Linked DNA regions of Homo sapiens: regions 1, 2 and 3 are each linked to region 4. The links are chromatin contacts, found by Hi-C or POLR2A ChIA-PET in ENCODE. All regions are on one chromosome and are shown on one strand. The core of a region is the stretch at or near the end of the contact, and the rest is flanking DNA. Distances in the headings are between cores, read along the strand shown. Region 1 overlaps LOC102724591 (a long non-coding RNA gene). Region 2 overlaps KDM1B (lysine demethylase 1B). Region 3 overlaps KDM1B (lysine demethylase 1B). Region 4 overlaps KIF13A (kinesin family member 13A).

Evidence for each region. A loop is a pair of places that touch in the nucleus more often than their neighbours do. ChIA-PET counts read pairs that join two places held with the same protein, here RNA polymerase II (POLR2A). Pooled maps may share reads with other maps.
Region 1: a loop to region 4 is called in a pooled map, with 2.3 times the contacts of the local background. The contact joins two enhancer-like sites. A Hi-C loop is called at or near these places in 2 of 37 single-sample maps with no recorded cell type and 2 of 50 pooled maps. POLR2A ChIA-PET finds 5 or more read pairs at or near these places in 1 of 52 experiments (activated B cell).
Region 2: a loop to region 4 is called in a pooled map, with 12 times the contacts of the local background. The contact joins two enhancer-like sites. A Hi-C loop is called at or near these places in 3 of 37 single-sample maps with no recorded cell type and 3 of 50 pooled maps. POLR2A ChIA-PET finds 5 or more read pairs at or near these places in 1 of 52 experiments (RWPE1).
Region 3: a loop to region 4 is called in a pooled map, with 3 times the contacts of the local background. The contact joins two enhancer-like sites. A Hi-C loop is called at or near these places in 2 of 50 pooled maps. POLR2A ChIA-PET finds 5 or more read pairs at or near these places in 3 of 52 experiments (A673, AG04450 and BJ).

The regions. Positions count from the first base shown.
Region 1 is chr6:17,582,728-17,585,863 of GRCh38, forward strand. LOC102724591 (a long non-coding RNA gene) reads right to left here. Exons shown (of 5, transcript XR_007059485.1): 5 at 3,064-3,136. Among named protein-coding and RNA genes, the nearest start is that of FAM8A1, 16 kb to the right of the region's middle. Within about 2 kb of position 1,589, at least 9 of the 41 ENCODE cell types and tissues checked have a DNase peak (open chromatin) inside an H3K27ac peak, as active enhancers do.
Region 2 is chr6:18,213,953-18,217,140 of GRCh38, forward strand. KDM1B (lysine demethylase 1B) reads left to right here. Exons shown (of 22, transcript NM_001364614.2): 20 at 1,055-1,177. Among named protein-coding and RNA genes, the nearest start is that of DEK, 49 kb to the right of the region's middle. RefSeq lists a silencer at 1,111-1,160 and an enhancer at 1,371-1,490. Within about 2 kb of position 1,484, at least 5 of the 41 ENCODE cell types and tissues checked have a DNase peak (open chromatin) inside an H3K27ac peak, as active enhancers do.
Region 3 is chr6:18,185,363-18,188,362 of GRCh38, forward strand. It overlaps KDM1B (lysine demethylase 1B), which reads left to right. Exons shown (of 22, transcript NM_001364614.2): 8 at 410-448; 9 at 2,430-2,640. Among named protein-coding and RNA genes, the nearest start is that of KDM1B, 31 kb to the left of the region's middle. Within about 2 kb of position 1,374, at least 4 of the 41 ENCODE cell types and tissues checked have a DNase peak (open chromatin) inside an H3K27ac peak, as active enhancers do.
Region 4 is chr6:17,883,374-17,886,355 of GRCh38, forward strand. All of the region lies in intron 3 of KIF13A (kinesin family member 13A), which reads right to left. Among named protein-coding and RNA genes, the nearest start is that of KIF13A, 100 kb to the right of the region's middle. RefSeq lists a silencer at 1,245-1,539. Within about 2 kb of position 1,523, at least 3 of the 41 ENCODE cell types and tissues checked have a DNase peak (open chromatin) inside an H3K27ac peak, as active enhancers do.

The DNA.
Region 1 (3,136 bases), core at 339-2,838, 300 kb before region 4:
TACCATTGTAAAACCAAGGACAATTTTATACTTTTTTGTACGTAGCTGTTACGTGTAGGGCAATCTGTCTTTAGGGATAAATTACTCTAAAACAAAGAATCCTAGTTTTCCCTTCAAGTTAAGCATCTTGTTTAAACTCCTTGTTTTAAATGAAAAAAAGTATTATCATTCTGGTTTCTAATTTTTGAATTTTTGATGGCTGTCTCATTTATTTTCTTTGTTTTGCTTTTGTAGATAATCCTACAGGAAATACGCTTGACTTGTATTGCTCTATTCTAGTGCTCATATTTCTGTAAGGTAGATTTCTAAAAGGATTAAGGATTCACAAGGCTCAGATATTCTGAATTTGGGTGGATGCTGCCTAATTATCCTTCGAAAAATGTCTAAGCCTATACTTCCACAAATGACTGAACCTGTTTTTCTCCAAACCTCGTCAACTCTGGATACCACCTCTCTTAGTCATTTTTCCAGTCTGATGTGCAAAAACATGACATGGCCTATTTAAGTGCATAAAATTGATCAAGAGTGAGGACAGTCTATTGAATAAAAAAGATAAGTTCTCATGGTTAGTAAGAATAAAATGAGCCAGGATATTAAACATGGAAGAGTATATAGGCCTGTGAAAAGAGGGAAAATGAAGAAACCAGGAGAATTGTGGAATTTTTTGAGTGCAAGAAGAAGGGGGGCCTCTGTTTGCAGGAAAATAGAATAGGAATAATACAAAAATTTTTAATTAAAAAATAGAGAAAGGGGAGCCAGAGTAAGTGGGAATTTGATGAGGTTTAGTTGAGGTTTCAGTTAATGTCCTACGTGTGTACAGCTTCAGACTGGCCAGGCATTGGGTCTCCACTTCATGTCAATGATAAGATGATGTAATAGAGTAAGTCTTAACGAGGAGGGTAAGATCAGCGATCAGGTTGGTGGGCTCCACCTTGCAGGGAGGTCAGGAGGAGGTATGGGATGAGTGCTGGGTGACACAGGCAAGGGTCAAATTCTAAGGGAAGAAATTGCGTTAGGCACAGAAGGCCTAAACTGACGTGCTCAGGAGCGTCTGTGGCTGTTCCCTCTGGATTCATTGTTTCCAGGTCTAAAAAAGGAAGGAGCAGCAGAAGCAACTCAATGTTTTTTTATATTTGTTTGTACCAACACTATATTTTACAAATATTTACGTTTGTCTTTCATAATAGCCTTCTATTGCTGACTGGACCAAAGCCAAACTCAGCCTCCCTCCCTGACCTTTCTGCATGATGTCACCCTTTCTAGCATCTACCCACGGCACTCTCTTGTTGGCTTCCTTCCTCTCGTATGTCACAGTCATTTTCTTCACACACTCGACTTATTTTCAGTTTTTTAATCTCATGCTATCCCTACCCAAAGCAATGCTTTCTCTTGGCCCCAATCTCATATTTCACAAGTAAAATCCAATCCTAATCTAAAATAGTCTTTCCTTTTGCCAGAATATCATGGGCGATGTACTTCTATGAGCATATATCTCAGAGCTGCTCCACAGTCTTCTATTAGTATAAAGCGGAGAAGGCTGAACAGATTACTTTAAGGCCCTCAGCTCTGAAGTTGGGTTTTGGAGCCTGTGGTGTTCTTAGCTTTGGAAATTCCTCCACCTACTGGTTGCCTAAAATCCTGTCTGTTCACATTATATAATGAGGTTCGCAGTTGTTTTATGAGATCGGCCTATTTTTAAGAGTAACACGGGCCTCTTGTGAATGATGACACATTTCTAAGTCATTTCGAATTCCTAAAATAAAATTAAAAATGTGCTATAAAGAAAATATTTTCTTATAATAGAAAATGTTTTCAAGCAGATGACAAATTTCTTAATGCTTTTGAACAACCATTAGGGGGCAGAAAATCATTACACAGTATAGCAATTCAATCCACGTTAGGCTGGAGAAGAGAAAGCCTATTTTATGTGTATTTCCAAAAGTTAGTACCAAAATCAAGTTATTTTTCAGTGTAATCATTGATTTGGTGCTTGGGTATCTTATTTACAAAAGAAGCCTTCCGTAGTGGCTTTATTTTTTACAACTTGCTTCCTATCAGTGTATCAAATCAGATGAACCTTACTCTGAAGGAAACACTTTAGAGACCAATGTGACATCTTGGGGCAGGGTTGCCATATATGACTAGTAAGAATAGTTGAAATATGTTGATAAACTAAAAGTAAGTTTATCTCACTAAAAATTAGAGAAATTCATAACAAAACAATAGATTTATGGCTGCCCAAGTTTCAGGAACTCTCTTTTCAGTCACCCTATCAAACGATGGGTTCAAGCGTGGTTAAAAATAGTTCGCTACTTCTTTAACAGCTTCTCTTCCCCCAAAAAACAACTCCTTAAAGATTAGAATGCAATTATTTCTACTTCTCACTTCCATTCCCCCATCAGCCAGCCTTTCACCTCTCACCCCATGAAACTTCCCAATGAATGCCACCCTTGACTTCCTAATGGCCGAATCCAGGTTCTCTAATTGGAAGGATGATAAACAAGCACTTGCTAATTTAAGTTTAAGAGAAATTTATTAAAAGTATATCACAAGCTGGATACAGTGGCTCACGCCTGTAATCCCAACACTTTGGGAGGCTGAGGTGGGTGGATCGCTTAAGCCCGGGAGGTCGACACCAAACTGGCCAAAATGGAGAAACTCCGTCTCTACAAAAAAAACACACAAAAATATAGCCAGGCATAGTGGCACTTACCTGTAATCCCAGACACTTGAGAGGCTGAGGTGGGAGGATCACCGGAGCCTGGGGAGGTCAAAGTTGCAGTGAGCCATGATCATGCCACTGCACTCCAACCTGGGAAGCAGAGCGAGACCCCATCTCAAAAAATAAAATAATAGGCCAGGCATGGTGGCTCACGCCTGTAATCCCAGCACTTTGTGAGGCCAAGGCGGGCAGATCACGAGGTCAGGAGTTCGAGACCATCCTGGCCAACATGGTGAAACCCATCTCTACTAAAAATACAAAAATTACCCAGACGTTGTGGCAGGCGCCTGTAATCCCAGCTACTTGGGAGGCTGAGGCAGGAGAATCGCTTGAAACTGGAAGGCAGCGGTTGCAGTGAGCAGAGGTTGTGCCACTGCACTTCAGCCTGGGCAACAAGAGTGAAACTCCGCCTCA
Region 2 (3,188 bases), core at 234-2,733, 330 kb after region 4:
CCCAGTATTTGCCATGTCTTCTTAAAGTCCTCATGTTGCTCCCTGGGACATGAATTGGATGCTTGTGGAAACTGTCATTTCAGGCTATGGGGGAATTCCTCTTAGGTGAAGTTGGAGACATCAGAGTCAATGAGTGGTGCTTGAAACTTCCTCTCTGAGGGTCCTCTAGGGAGCTGGGAAAGGGTGTATGATTGGTGAGGGAGGGTGTGAGTGTCAGCAGATGTGAGAGCTGAGGGAAGGAAGGAGAGAGGAGAATGGCATACCCAGAGCTGGACGGGGGTGGTCACTTTCTCTGCCGTCATGTCACTGCCACACGAAAGAATCATGGCTGTTTCTGACTTTCAGTTTCAAGAAACTTTGTCTTAAAAGGTTTCACATAGGAGCCGAGGGCAGATTTTCTTTACCATTTGAGGTTTTTTTATTTTTCATTGTTTTATCTGCAGATTTTCCTTCTCCATCTCTTTCTACTTCTTCCGAAGCAAGCTTTAATTAGTGAACAGCCAAGGGAACCTTAAAGTTGCTATTTACATTTCTTAGTGTTTTTCTTTTCCAGCAGGAAGCAATAGAGTGGATGGATGAATAATGAGTGTTTGCGAGGAAAATGGACTGGCGAGTGACGTGCGGATAAGGGACAGCCAGAAATAGTGACATTTAACTTGTGAGAGTGAGGCTCTTGGCCGGGTACAGTGGCTCACGCCTGTAATCCCAGCACTTTGGGAGGCCGAGGTGGGTGGATCACCTGAGGTCAGGAGTTTGAGACCAGTCTGGCCAACATGGTGAAACCCTGTCTCTACTAAAAATACAAAAGTTAGCCGGGCATGGTGGCAGACGCCTGTAATCCCAGCTACTCTGGAGGCTGAGGCAGGAGAATCACTTGAACCTGGGAGGCAGAGGTTGCAGTGAGCCAAGATTGCACCATTGCACTCCAGCCTGGGTGACAGAGCAAAACTCTGTCTCATTTAAAACAAAACAAAACAAAAAACAAAAAAAAGAGGCCCTTATCTGTGGGAGCTGAGCACTCACAGACCTCCTGCTTTTCCTTTCATGTCTCCAGAAGAAGCACAGCGTGCTGATGTCTGTGATTGCCGGGGAGGCTGTCGCATCCGTGAGGACCCTGGATGACAAACAGGTGCTGCAGCAGTGCATGGCCACGCTCCGGGAGCTGTTCAAGGAGCAGGTGAGAGAGAGGAAGCCCTCCTTGAAAGGGGCAAGCCGTGCTTGCTATCCAGAGCAGGTGTGAAGCCCAAGCAGCCAGCGTCACTGAGAATCACAGGAAGGAAGGCAGAGGCCACAGTCTTCTTTCTTTCAGAGTCCCACTGCCCACCTCAGCACTGAGATTAGTCTGTGAGGGCTGTCATCACAGAGTACCGCAGACTGGCTGCCTTAGACAACAGAAACTTATTCCTCACAGTTCTGGAGGCTGGAAGCCTGAGATCGAGGTGTCGGCAGGGTTGGTTTCTCCTGGGTCCTCTCTGTTTGGCTGGTAGATGCTGTCTTCTCCCTGTGTCCTCACATGGGCTTCCCTCTGTGTGTGTCTGTGTCCTCATCTCCTCTTCTTATGAGGACACAAATCAGATTAGATTAAGGCTCACCCCGGCGACCTCACTTTAAAGTAATTACCCATTGGAGACCATGCGACGAAATACAGTCACATTCTGAGGCACTGAGGGTTAGGGTGTCCACATGGGAATTTGAGGGAGACACGGTTCTGCCTGTAACAGTGCCCTGTACCTTTTTTTACACAATTGTCTTCCTTCCTTTTTTTCTTCTCACATCATACACACTTCCCTTTTTTTTTTTTTTTGTAAGGATATAAAAGGCTCGGTATTTTCTACGTGGATTCTATATTTACTGAAGCCCTAGAAGCTTTGACTACAGCTTTCCTTTTAAGAGGAGCCTTGGCCAGCTTTTTTTAATATCGCACACATGCAGATAGTCTCTTTTCTCCACGGAGCTCAGGATACTTTGTTTGCCAGTGTACTAAATCTCACCATCTCTGGAGATTTGTAAATGGCCATGGCTTATATCTTTTTGAAATAAAGGAGCAGAAATAGAAGTGAAATGACTCAAAAGTTATGTAAGTTAAAGAGAAAGGGGCATTCAGATATGTTGCTTATTTTATTTCATTTTAATTTATTTATTTTTGAGACAGAGTCTCACTCTTTCGCCCAGGCTGGAGTGCAGTGGCACAATCTTGGCTCACTGCAACCTCCACCTCCCGGGTTCAAGCGATTCTCCTGCCTCAGCCTCCCGAGTAGGCTGGGATTATGGGTGTGCTCCACCACACCCAGCTAATTTTTGTATTTTTGGTAGAGACAGGGTTTCACCATGTTTGCCTGGCTGGTCTTGAACTCCTGACCTCAAGTGATCCGCCTACCTCGGCCTCCTAAAGTGCTGGGATTACAGGTGTGAGCCACTGTATGGCCAGCCTTGTTGCTAATTTTATATGAGAGGATCTATCTAATGATGCAATCCCTTGCTTGGGGTTTTTGTTCAGAAGTTTGTTTTTTACATTAGTTGTTTGGAACTTAGCTTACCGTTTCTATAGAAATATTGTTTATCGTGTTGCTTGTTGGAGGCCAGCTGACAAATTACAGTCGCTCTCTCTTACTCGAGGCTTTGCTTTCATGGTTTCAGTTACTGTGGTCAACCAAGGTCTGAAAATATTTGATGGAAAATTCCAGAAATAGATTCATAAGTTTTCAGTCATGCACCGTTCTGAAGAGCGTGTCCAGTACCTCCACACTGTAGACATTGCCTGTCCATTAGTCACTCAGGAGTCATCTCTGTTATCAGAGCCATGTTCACATACCTTTTATTTCAGTATAGCGTTATAATTGTTCTATTTTATTATTGTCATTAATCTCTGTACCTAATGTATAAATGAAACTTTATCATAGGTATGAATAGGAAAAAACATAGTGTGTATAGTATTGGTCCTATCCATGGTTTCAGGCATCCCCTGCGGGTCATGGAACATATTCCTGGCGGGGAAGAGGGGACTGCTGTATTTTAAATTGAGTGAATGTGAAACATAACCTTGTATCACTGTTTTGTGGAGAACCCTGTTGAGAATTCCAACCTGTGATCCTGAGACTCCATCCTTCCCTTTTCTTCTTGGGCCAGAGACTCCTTTCTGCTACCACACGATGGAAAAGGGAAGGCCCGAACTCTTAGCCATGGGTGAT
Region 3 (3,000 bases), core at 124-2,623, 300 kb after region 4:
GCAGTCTCGGCTCACTGCAACCTCCACTTTCCGGGTCCCAGTGATTCTCCTGCCTCAGCCTCTCCAGTAGCTGAGATTACAGGCACCTGCCACTATGCCTGGCTAATTTTTATATTTTTAGTAGAGACAGTTTTTCACTATTTTGGCCAGGCTGGTCTCAAACTCCTGACCTTAGGTGATCCACCCACCTTGACCTCCCAAACTGCTGCTCAACCTCCCGAAGTGCTGGGATTATAGGCGTGAGCCACAGAGCCAGGCCTCCAGACACTCTGATTTATACATTGTTTCATAAAAATGCTTTTCTTTGCCAGCCTGATAGGTGAAAAGAGATATCTTATTGAAGATAAATGGATACCTGAGACTATATTTTATAAGCAACCCTAATTTAACACTTGGTTTTCTTTTGTAGCCTGAGACCTCAGATCATTGTTCCCTCCCAGAGGATCTAGTGAGTATTTCCGGATGGTGTGGATTGGGGTTAATTGTGCCTTTGATGATAAGTGTTACAAGGAAATGATAGTAACAGCTTCATGAATTTCTTTCTCTTTGGTTGCTGATCAGTGACTTTTTAATCTAACATGGTAACTATATTATGAAAATGTTAGCAATAGTGATATTATGGGTAGTCCTGTCCCCAACTTAAAAAATAAAAATAAAGTTATGTTGCTTTTCATTAAAAGGAAACAAAGAGGAAGACACAGCTCTCCTGCCTTGCTCTAGGGCTCAGGCTTGCTGTACTTGTTTTTCAAGGATGACTTTGTGACCTTTTCTCCACTTGAGTCCTCCTAAGAAAAGCACAAGAGGGCCACAATTTGATCGTCTTGGCCTGGATTCAGCTGCAGGAGTGTTCTTATGCATTCTGACCTCAGCATGTTGGCTTTGTCCTGTCCTCATGCAGATATGGCAGGGGGAGCAGTACTTCCAGCTGGCAAAGCTGGTCACATTTCCTCTGTTTTCATAAGACTTTGCTACCTGAGTTGACAAACTTCAGTGTACCATGTAACCAGATTCGGTGACTGTTTCAGAAAAGAGGTTTTTAAATTTTGGGTTTCTTGAGTTTCTAGAATCCTGAGTCATTCTGATTTTCAGTGATTCAGGATTGGATTGTTCTAGATGTCTGAAACTCAGGAACTACGATAGCTTTTCAGGCAAAGACAGCATTGACTTTTAGCAAATCTACTTTAAATCCATTCTGTTATATAAAAGGGTGTTTGCATGTGTATTAGTCCGTTCTCACGCTGCTTGCTATAAAGAACTGCCTGAGACTAGGTAATTTATGAAGGAAAGAGGGTTAACTGACTCACAGTTCTGCATGGCTGGGGAGGCCTCAGGAAACTTAGAATCATGGCAGAAGAGGAAGCAAATGTGTCCTTCATGATGGCTGGAAGGAGAAGTGTCAAGCAAAGGGGGAAAAGCCCCTTGTAAAACCATCAGATCTCATGAGAACTCATTATCACAAGAACAGCATGAGGGTAACTGCCCCTGTGGTTTAATTACCTCCTACCAGCTCCCTGCCATGACACATGGGGATTATAGGAACTACAATTCAAGATGAGATTTGAGTGGGGACCCAGCCAAACCATATCAGTATGTATATATGTGTGTGTGTGTACACACACACACACACACACACACACATTTTTTTTCCAGGCTCCAGAATAGACATTTTTTTTTTCCCCGAATTCCTGGAGCATAAGTGTCAGATTGCATTTAGAAAAGCCTGTCTACCATGGATTGTGGCAGTGTTGCTTTGGAAGCCACATAGACTTTCTTTTTATTTCAGTAGTCATCATGAGAAGGCTCTGATTTGATGACTCCATGTTAAGTCAACTCTGGAACAGTATCACGTATTTGAAGACTGAAAATAACTGCTTTTGTTCAGTTCTACATTTGGCGTCTTATTTTGATGTTTGCAGTGTACTTTTCCCTCTGAAAGTTTTTTAGTAGCCTTTGGCAAAAAGCGGTAATACTTACTACTTGGGAGCATTATTTTTTATGCCCAGTTTCCCAATTTTAACTATCTTGAGGTCCTAAGTTAAAGGCGGGGGGCTTGAATGATAGATGATTACTGAGCAGAGATGCATTTTTCACATCAGACTTAAACCTAGGCTTGCGATCTAGTAAATGGGCACAGCTTTCAGACTCACCTGGCATTGGGGAGCTTATTTTGGGGGAGGGATAAGGGAGGCTGTTGCCATATGTCAGAAAGAATTCTGTCTGGGAGACATTCTTGCCAGGTGTTATCAGCCCATTTTTGTTTCTACATCTGTGTGTGTAGAGCTCTGGAATAGAATTGTTAAGTCTGAGCAAGAAAAAGCATAGCGGGTTAAGGACAAGTGAAACGAAGAGAACCCTCTGTCCCTGGCAGAATCTGCATGTACATTTCTTGTCTGTCCTTGTCTCTCTTCTTCCTGTCTGGCCCATTGCAGAGAGTATTGGAAGTTTCCAACCATTGGTGGTACTCTATGCTCATCCTACCTCCTTTGCTGAAAGACAGTGTGGCAGCGCCCCTGCTGTCTGCCTACTACCCTGACTGTGTTGGCATGAGCCCCTCCTGCACCAGCACAAACCGCGCCGCTGCCACTGGCAATGCCAGCCCTGGGAAGCTGGAGCACTCCAAGGCTGCCCTCTCCGTGCACGGTGAGAGCCATTCCTGGGACTCCCTGCTTTCTATTCCCCGCTCCCCTCCCTGAGGAACGTGTGAGTGAGCAAAACGCAAAGGATTTTTTTTAAATGTGCAGGCTGGGCACAGTGGCTCATGCCTGTAATCCCAGCACTTTGGGTGGCCGAGGCAGGAGGGTCCCTTGAGGCCAGGAGTTTGAGACCGGTCTGGGCAACATAGCGAGATCTCGTCTCTAAAAATAAATAAATAGATAAAAATTATTTTTAAAAATGTATGCGACCTATGATATAAAGCCCCTCATTATTTCATGGAAATGGTTGTACTGTGGATCAGTCACATCATTTGTGTATAGTGTGTGGTTAATTTTTCCTCAGTAG
Region 4 (2,982 bases), core at 273-2,772:
AATAAGGCAACTTCCTGGTGAACTAACTACCTCTTAATCAATCATGTAAATCTGTTTTCACATGTGACATCTGCTTAAAATAGCACAGATCAGTCAGTGTAAATCCTTCAGTGGCACAGCCAGGATAGCAGCACCCCAACGATACTTTGCCAAAGCCTCCATTTTTACTTCAACTGCCACAGTAACAGACTGGTGTCACCCTACAGGCATTATTTTTGTGTTTACTGGATTCCCACTGCTTTCCCAAAAAGACATAAGAAATGACCCTATTCATCTGTATATTACGTCAATGGTCAGCCAACTTCTCAGCTCTGAGAGATTCCACCAATGATCAAGAAATCCTTTGGGTATATTGAACACAGTGAGATGTCTAGGGAAAAGAAGAAGGAAGGGGAGAGCCAGGTGCAATGGTATGCACCTGCAGTCCCAGCTGCTTGTGAGGCTGAGGTGGGAGGATCACTTGAGCCTGGGAGTTTGAGGCTGCAATGAGCTATGATCACACCTGTGAATAGCCACTGCACTCCAGCCTGGACAACCTAGTGAGATCCCATTGCTAAAAGGAAATAATAATATTAACAAAAAAAGAGAAGGAAATCATAATAATAACAAAAAAAGAGAAAGGAATGTAGAACTATGAGGGAATTTCTCCTTCCTGTAATTCTCTGCCTTTCCTCACCTTGCCTCCCTGCCCAGTGAAGTACAACTCACACTACTCAAGACCTGCTCAAATGTCACCTCCTCCAATGTTTTCTCAACTTCCTCCCTATAATTATTGCCTCCTCTGGGCTGTCTTAGCCAACAGCTCTCCCTCTCTAACACACACTCATCTACCTAAGTAACTGCACATTTTACATTAATTTGGGATTGTGGTAACATAAATGGAATACCTACTAAGATAATGCTTGGCACACAGTGAAATTCAGTCTATGGCAGCTACTGTTATCAATATTATCATTATGTACTGATGGACTTCGCTCCCCCATTAATAGCATAGCTACTGCTGTAGAGCGTTTGTTATGTACCAGGCACCAACCTAAATACTTTATATTCTCACCAAGCTGGAAGGTTTTCTGAGCCAGGGACTGTGCTAACTCATCTTTATTCTCTCTAGGTACAGGATAGTGTAGATGGGTACTCAGTATTTGCTGAATTAAATAGAAAGAGAAGTGAAAAGGCAAAAAAGGCCATGTGTGTGGGAGTTGCTACAGACTGTTTGGTTCTGTGTCAAAAATATCAATGCAAAACACACTACTTCCTAGCGCCCAAATCTAAAATCAAAAGGGCTTCCCTTGGGGAAAAAAGTCTGCTCTATGTGGACTTGCTTTGCTTTGTATGAAGGAGTGTGTCCTCTCCTCTACACTGCCTTCTTCCTCTCTTTGTACAATTAATCCGCTGTTCACATCTGCAGACCCAGCTGCCATTAACAGCCTGTTCTGCCACTATCTACTTTGAAAACTGAGCCCCAGAGCTCTCTGAAAAGCCCCATTTCTCCAGTTTTAGGAACATTAGCTTGCCAATGTCCTGTTTTGTGGTTTTCAACTTTGTCAATTTGAAAGACTACAATTAATATGAAAGCGACACTTCAAATGTGTTCACATTTCACCACACCATGTTATGAGCACTGAGTCATACCAAGTAAAGTTCTAGATTTCACTTCATGTTCAAATTTTTCTTTTAATGCCAAGTTTCAATGCTTTTCTCTTTTTCATCTTTCTCCTGATATCAAAGTTGTGAAGATTCATAAAAGAAAAAAAGGAAGAGTTAAACTTCATTCATCTCAGAGGAACTGGACTGAAACTGAAAGGAAACCCCAGCACCAAGAGCCTGTGTGATCACAGAACTGCCTTCACTACTGCTTTTCTAAAAGCAGCTCTGCCAGGAGGAACTCCAGCATGTATCTGAACACATCTCCTAAGGAATGCTAGAGTCATCACCCTTATTACTGGTGAGTTTTATTGACAGATCTACCTTCCCATTTAAACATATGTCAAGTAACAGCTGTCTTTTGGCAATGTAATTAATCATTTCCTTTACATATGCCTATAGATACATACCAAATAATGTCTTGCATTACAGTCGGCATGGACTGATTGTGAAGATGTGAAAGCCTCTTAAAGATTCAAAGCCAACAGCATTTGCTGCACATCTACAAGGCATTGTCCCTGATCTCAGGGAATGCACGGTCTGTTCTAGAAAACAACTATCCTTGGAAAATACTACTCTGCATTGCAGTTCAAATTTCTATGGATGCAAGGAGAAGGTATCTCTACAAAGAGCTAATTCATGCTTTCATTCATTTAATGAATAAATCTGAAAACAGGAAATCATCCTCCCAAAACCCAGACCAATATTATAACAGCACAGAGCTTCCATTTAACACTGCACACATAAACTAGTGGTGCATAAGCAATGAAGCACTAATTCAGTTCTAACTCTTTCAAATACTCTACTCATTTCATATTTAATCCTCTATCATTCATTTTCAAAATCCGCTTCACTGGTGGCTGAGGAGTGGGGGTCGGAGTGTCACAAATGCACAATCTGTGGTATTTCCAGTTCTTTCATATCCTGATCACTTCTCAAAAAACCTAGCCACCCAAATAACTTCTTCAACAGCACATTCAAAGGTGATGTGGATATTTTCAAACACAGAATACTTCTTCTTCAATAAAAACAGTCCAAAAGATAAGTTGCAAATGTCTAAGCATCTGCTATCAGATCCTATCTGCTATCTCTGATAAATGATTATTGTTACTCATAAAAATGAGAAGAAAAATAAAACCTAGATTAAATCTGAGTCATGCTAATATCACCCACCATGAGCAATCTCTGGGTCTGGCTCAGAACTTCTGGACCAAGACCTCATTTCTTGTGCCTATCTCTCCAGTCCCCTCTGCCTCACTGCACCATGCCAGGTACATAGAGCCACAGAGAGGAGAATGCTAGGCTGACTCCATGGCCCCAGGTCACCAAAGCTAAAGG